Regions from separate parts of the Homo sapiens genome. Here region 1 is linked to region 2. A link is a contact called in ENCODE Hi-C or POLR2A ChIA-PET data. All regions are on one chromosome and are shown on one strand. Each heading gives the region's core, a stretch centred on a gene start or an enhancer-like site at or near the end of the contact. The rest is flanking DNA. Distances are from core to core; before and after follow the strand shown.

What was found. Hi-C counts contacts between places; a loop is a spot of excess contacts on that map. ChIA-PET counts read pairs that join two places held with the same protein, here RNA polymerase II (POLR2A). Pooled maps may share reads with other maps.
Region 1: a map of naive thymus-derived CD4-positive, alpha-beta T cell shows a loop between it and region 2 (3-fold over the local background). The contact joins two enhancer-like sites. A Hi-C loop is called at or near these places in 1 of 168 maps with a recorded cell type or tissue (naive thymus-derived CD4-positive, alpha-beta T cell), 2 of 37 single-sample maps with no recorded cell type and 7 of 50 pooled maps. POLR2A ChIA-PET finds 5 or more read pairs at or near these places in 4 of 52 experiments (GM12878, Panc1 and activated naive CD4-positive, alpha-beta T cell).

Annotation. Positions count from the first base shown.
Region 1 is chr2:136,374,215-136,377,622 of GRCh38, forward strand. No RefSeq gene overlaps it. Among named protein-coding and RNA genes, the nearest start is that of CXCR4, 260 kb to the left of the region's middle. RefSeq lists enhancers at 1,325-1,404, 1,475-1,704. Within about 2 kb of position 2,102, at least 2 of the 41 ENCODE cell types and tissues checked have a DNase peak (open chromatin) inside an H3K27ac peak, as active enhancers do.
Region 2 is chr2:136,279,873-136,283,420 of GRCh38, forward strand. No RefSeq gene overlaps it. Among named protein-coding and RNA genes, the nearest start is that of CXCR4, 160 kb to the left of the region's middle. RefSeq lists an enhancer at 2,395-2,896. Within about 2 kb of position 1,484, at least 3 of the 41 ENCODE cell types and tissues checked have a DNase peak (open chromatin) inside an H3K27ac peak, as active enhancers do.

The sequences.
Region 1 (3,408 bases), core at 852-3,351, 95 kb after region 2:
TTGGGAATACAGAGATGGAGGAATCTTGTGGTCTTTACCCTGGAGGGGCTCACAGACGAGGTGTGTAGAAGCCACTAGAGAATTAAGAATGATAACAATCTGTAAAAGAGAATGTTGAGGAATTGAACTTCATCACAATTAAAAACTTTTATTCTTTAAAATACACTGCCAAAAGAATAAAAAGACAACCCACGGACTGGGAGAAAATATTTGTAAGCTACATATCTCATAAAGGACTTGTGTCAAAAATCTATAAAGAACACTCAAAAAACAAATACCCAATTAAAAAATAGGCAAAAGATTTGAAGAGTCATTTCAGCAAAGAAGATATATAGATGGCTAATAAGCACATTGAAAAGATGTTCAACATTCATCATTAGGAAAATGCAACTTAAAACCACAATAAAATATCACCACCGATCTATTTGAGTGGCTAAAATTAAAAAGATCGATCATATCAAGGGTTGGCTAGGATGTGGACTGCAGCCCTCATGCATTGTTGGTGGCAATGTAAAATGGAACAATCACTTGGTAAAATAGTTTGGCAGTTTCTTAAAAAATTAAGCACACTCCTATCATATATCCACCCACTTCACTCCTAGATATGTGCCCAAGAGGAAAGGAAATATATAACCACAAAGAGACTTGTACATGAATATTCATAGATGCTTTATATGTAATAGCTGCAAACTGGAAACAGCCCAAATGTCTACCAACAGGTGAATGAATAAACCAAATGGGGTCCATCCATATACCAGAATACCCCACTCGACAGTAAAAAAGAAATGAACTATTGACACACAGACAGATGGATGAATGTCAAAATAATTATGCTGAATATGAAAGAAGACAGACCAAAAAAAAGAGTACATGCTACATGATTTCATTAAATACAAATCTAGAAATTGCAACCTAATCTAGAATGAGGGAAAGCAGATGAGATGTCGTATGGGGATGTCGTTGAGGGAGGTGAGGGGAAGCATTACAAAGAGTCATACAGAAACTTTCAGAGGGGATGGATTGTTTACTATCTTGATTGTAGTGATGGTTTCATGGGTGTATACCTATGTGAAAACTTACAAATTGTTCAGTTAAAGTATATGCAGTTTACTGCAGTCCAATGATACTTCAAGAAGGCTACTTAAAAATAGGGTGATAGCACATTAGAAAAGGCATGTTCAGACTGCCATCAGTAGACAGTACCTGCGAGTATCTCTTGACTCAAACTAACCAGGGGTCAGGGAGAGGGGAGGACGGATCTGAGATTTGAAATTTGAACGCAGGTTATTCAAGGAAAAAGGAGTGAGGAAGGGCAGGAGGGGTGGAGGCCTCTCCATGTTGGGGCTATAACAAATGCCAAGGTCCAAGCATGTCAGAGTGTGGTGTGTTCAGAGACCTGCCAGTGGCTTGGTATGATGGAAACATAGGATGCTTATGAGCAGGAGAGAAGAGAAGAGGAAAGGAGAAGAGAGAAGAGGGGAGAGGCAGGAAATGACTGTCTCAGATCTCTTTCCATCTCTGGGTTTATGAAATTCTCATTATATGTCACTTACTTGTGTCACCAACTTGTCCAGGCATGCCCAGCCCTGCATACAAAATGAGATCAGAACTCCATTTATGTACAAATTACAATGGTACCACTCTCTAAGTGCCCTCCTGCCCAAAGTATGCCCTAGTTATTTGGCAAAATCCCTGAATGGGGCCTCATATGTTCTGGAAACAGTCTGCCATGTTCTGTTCTTCCTTCTCAGCTCATACTTTTTGCTATCTACTACTCAGGAAGCTGATTGACAGAGCTGCAATGATTTTCCTGTTCAAAGTGCCCGCTGGGAGTACTCCAGAGTTCATGCCAAGATGCATGAAATGCTGGGTGGGCCCAAAGCTTCCAGTTTCAGGTACCAGAACATGGAGACAATCTTGTCACAGATCTGCATTGTGTTAGGCTAGCTAAGTGAGAATTACCCTTTGGAGAATTCCCTTTTCTCTATAGGTCCAGGATAGCATTGCTCACGAGAGATATTTTGCGTGAGATCTGTAATGCGGGAGTAAAGCAGCAATAGTGTTTTTTCACTGCTGATCAGTGTAGGTGCCATGGCAGCCTGCCCATGTTTGTCACTGATCAGCTGTCTCGCTGGGGTGACTCTCACCAATCTCCTGCTTCTTTGAGTCCTTGGCCAGGTGTGTGTGCAGCTTTGTGGTGAAGGGGCTGGCATCCTGCAGCTCAGCCAGGGCATCGCATTGAGGCTGGAGGTGATAGATGCAGGTCCCACTTCATCCTTGTGGGCTTCAGTTTGTCCTTGCTCTTGTCGACAACCAGCTTTGCTTTGTGACTGCCAATCCAGCTGACCTACAGCAACTTCAAGGTCAACACTAGACACAGAGGGACCAGGCTGCACAGAAGGGTCTCTCACCTCCCCCAATATAATAAATCTCTTATTTTATATCACTCACAGTGGTTCCTCTTCCCTGAACCCTGACTAATTCAGGTTTCCTGCTCACCTTTGTGCCACCTGGATCTAGGAGCAGCTCTGCTTCCCTAAAACATTTGTAAAAGCTTCTCATGAAAGCCACATCTCCGAAGTCTGACAACCACCCTTCCACACAGAGACTCAAACCCCAGGTCTGGTTGTGGGGAGGTGCCAATACAAACCTTGCAATTTACTCACTTTTACCAACTCCACCCCAACCAAATGCCTTCCTCCTCTTTCAGTTAATAAAAACAAAAGCTCGCTGCACTTCCATGGGTGTGAACAGATGTTCTGTGTGGGCGTGAGTGCTGGTCCCCACCAGCTGCCTCAGGGCCTTGCTGCCCCAACAGCCCCCAGTGCCCTCCGAGACGTGATTAACTCCTCCCTGAGTCTTTGATTCTTCCGTTCAAAGAGTTCTGGCAACTTGACCCTTTGCTCATATGTCTTTGTTTTCACTCATTTCCTTTCCCGGCTGCTTTGCCAGGACTCTGGGATGGATTACAAGGCCTTGGTGAGGATCTATCTGACTGGAGTAGTGCACAGCGACAGACAGGAATATTGGCCTTTGTCTGCCATGCAATCCTATGTCTGGTAAATGTGATTTACAAGGCCCACAGAAAATGAGAAAATGCTTTTTATTATTGTTTTAGAGATGAGATCTTTGCTCTGCTATCAGGCTGGAGTGCAGTGGCGTGATCATAGCTCGCTACAGCATCAACCTCCTGGGCTCAAGCAATCCTCCTGCCTCAGCCTTCTGAGTAGCTAGGACTACAGGTGTGCACTACTACATCTGGCAAAATTTTTTTTTTAAATGGCAGGGTCTTGCTATGTTGCCTAAGCGGGTGCTGGTCTTGAACTCTTGGCCTCAAGCCATCTTCCTGGCTGAGCCTCCCAAAACATTGGGATTACAGGCATGAGAGCCACTGGGCCCTGCTGAAAG
Region 2 (3,548 bases), core at 234-2,733:
TCACATAGCAAGAAATCCAGAGGCGGAGTGCTGCAGGTGTGGTTAGTTCAGTGGTTCCATCTTGCCATTAAGGAAGAAGCTCTTTCTTCTCTTTGCTGCCATACTTAGTGTGTTGGTTTAGGCTTTGCATGAGCTTTCCTCATGGGTGAAAAATGCCTGTCACAGCTCCAGGTGGTGCATCATCATGATCACATCCAAGGGGAGAAAAGGGACTGTTTGCTCTCGTGCATCTTTGGTCCACAAGAAAAATTCTTTCCAGAAGTCTCTTACCGACTTTCTGTCATTAGCCATAAGCATGTCCTAGGTCTATGCCTAAATTAATCCCTGATATGATGTGTGAATCACCACAATGGTTTTAGATCAACCATGTCTCATCCTCTGGAACTGGGGCCAGGGTTCCTGGGAGCACAAGGCCCTACTGAGGAGTGTAGCCACCTGCATGACATTGGGGTTTTGTTGGGAGAAAAAAGAAAGGGAGCACCCAGCACCCATCAAAGTGTCTAGTACAGCAAACATTCCCCAGAATCTTTCCTCCTTGAGATGCTGAGGGACACAGAGCCTTCTGAAGTTCTATTAATAAAAGAGAAGTTTTAGAGAAGGCTGCTTGGAAAACTCCTATGGGAATACTGTGAGCTACTCCTTCTTGCCCCATCCTGCTTTTAGACAAGAACCATGGGTCTGTCTAATCCCACCTTAGTATATTGGCTTTGAAGACAGCTATGACAGCCATTGTTTATTGAGCATCTACTCTGTGCCAGGCATTGTGGGAGGGGCTTTGCACATATGGCTTCTAATCATGCAGCTACACTGGCAGGGCTGCGTTATTGTCCTTATTTTACAGATTAGGGAACTGGAATCTAGAGACGTCGAGTAGCTTGCCTCTGGCTGCACGGTCTGTATAGGGCTGAGCCAGGAGTCGGCAAGCACTTTTAAAGCATCTGCTTTGATCTAGGCACTGTACTAGGTGATGAGAATGCAAAAAAGAATCAAATATGGTTCCCACCATCAGGGAGCACATAGACATAGCCTGTCCCTTCTGGAAGGTCACCCAGTATAACTAAATATGTGTCGCTTGTCCAGGCTGGAAAACATCTTTGGAAGTGTGAGGAAATTAGGCAGTGTCTTGTGCCTTCTACCTAAAGACCTCCTGCCTCCTGTCAGGAAGCCTAAAGCTTTGCTGAATAGCTTGGTAAAGGAATTAGGAGCATGGGCTTTGGTGCCAGAGTGTGTGAGTTCAAATCCCATCTCTACCACTTTCTGGCTGGATGATTATAAGCAAGATACCTTGTGGGCTGCTACGAGGTAAAATGAAAGAGACCTTGTGAAAACACAGGAGAAGAGCTTGGTAACAGTTAGCAGCTGTTATTACCAATTTACGTTGCTCTTCAATGCACTTTCTTATCAGGTAAGATATCAGAGGCCCAACCTCCTAATCCCCTTAGTCTCTTAGCATTTTGCACCCTCCCCCAGGTTTGGGCATTGATGTCATAGGCTGCAGCTTGTAGATTGCTCCAGGTGGTGCCCGGCACATTGAGCTGCTTGATGCTAGCTCTTTAGTGTGAATGACAAGCTTGTCAGCCAGCTCTTACTGCAAGTGTGATTTCCTCCTGTGTGATGGCTGCACAGGGAGGCGATGGAACAGAAAATGAGCACCTCTCTTCCTCTCTCAGGGCACTCTTTGGCTTCCCCATGCTGGGTATAAATGAAGCTGCCTATGCTGAGAGGCCTGGGAAAGCCTACTGCTCCCTTCTAATGGGGAGATGGGACCCAGTGGGCAAGAAGGCAGGCAGGGGAATCCTCACGCCTGGCTCTTGTCTCTTGTCACAGACTTGAGCTGTGGCACCAGGAAGTCCCCTTGCCTAGGTTTCCTCTCCTGTGAACTGGGAGGGCCTTATCAGCCTGTAATCTCACTGAAAAATCCCCTTTGGGGGGCGGAAATGGAGATGGGTATCTGAGAAATAGGGCAGCCCAGACCTGCCTCCAAGGCAGCTGGCCCGAGATACCCGCCCGAGGAACCCGCAGGCCGCAGGCTCTGCTGGGCGTGCTGGACCTTGTCTGCATCCCTGTCTGCTCTGCAGCTTTCGACGCAGCTCATCCATCTGGAAAACTGCCGTGGGATGCTGCTGCCCAGGGGGCTGAGGGGTCTCATCGATCTTGGGGAAATAATTAAGGCCCGCAAAGCCTTGCCGGGCTCTATCGGTGCAAGGTGCTATTAAGAACAAGATAAAAGCTTTGAGCCTTGATTGAATCTGGAAAACAAGGCCCATGCAGGCATTTTTCTTTGTCATGGTGTCAAAGGAGAAGGGAGAGTCCCAGGGAAGAAGGAGGAAGATGAAGGAGCAAAGGAGAAAAGACAGTTTTTGAGACAGTAGACAAGAGCCTTGGGAAAAAAAAAAAAGCAAAACCCACTAAAATTGCCTGTGCTTTTTGCTTTCTTTCTTAAGGGGACACTGTGAAAGAGGAGTGGCGGCTTTGAAGGTGACACCACACGCCACCTTCTCCTGTTTGTCCCCAGTGTCTCAGGTGAGCAATTATCACCATCATTCCTGCAGAGGGAGTTTGCTCCTCCAGCGGGAAGTCCGACTGTGTTCCTTGTGGTGGTGGCCTCCTTGCCCCTGGCTCAGGGTCTTTGTTGCTTTCTTTCTTTCCTCTTGTGCATTGCTTTGCTCAAATGTTTGCAGGAGGAGGGTCTGCTCGGAGGCCAGGCCAGTGCTGGGCGGCCCCCTCCTTCCTTAGAACTTTATTGTGCTTTTGCTCTCTTTTTACTGCTTGGCTGCAACAAAGCCAGCTCTCAGGGCTGAAATCCAGCTGAGGAGATCTGATTTCTCAAAAGCCATTTTGATCTTTTCACTTCAAAGGTAGGTTTTTTCACGCCCGAGCCCCAGTTTGGTGGCCCCAGACCTGCCCTTTTGGGCTGTGGGTCTGGAGGGACCTGTGGTCTCTTCTTTACATGCTGTTGGGAGAGCCTGGGGTCCTGGCACTGGGGCTGCCCAGTGCCAGCCCGGGCAAGCCTCCGATGTAGGGAGATTTGTCCTTGATGTCCCTGGTCTCCAGCACCCCTGATGCCCTGCCTTTTCCTTCTGTCTGGCTCAGCCCTATACATCTCCCAATTGCCAAAGCCCTTCTGCTCCCCAATCCCCAGTCATCTTATGAACATTGGCTCTCAGGAATGAAACTGACCTTCGGGGTCTTCTTCGGAGGACTTCCTTGAGAGCTCCCACCTCCCAGCCACCCTCCCCCACCCAAGGTGCCTTTCCTCAGGGGCCCTACTATATTCTGTAATGCTCGGTAAGTTCCCTTATTCAGTTCCCACCACATTTTGCTTAATTATCCTTTTTCCTCCCACGACCCTCAGGAGATCATGAGGGCCTTGAATAAAGGAGCTGTTATTCCCCCATATGCAGTCCCAGTGTCTAGCACAATGTCAAGCACATAGTAGGTTCTCAATGCATGTCCAGTGCATTAGTGAGTTCCTTCCTACAGCTCTCTCAAGCTGTCCTAGGGGTTGCTGAGGCAGCTCAGGGGCAAGCCAGCTTGGTGGAAGGAGA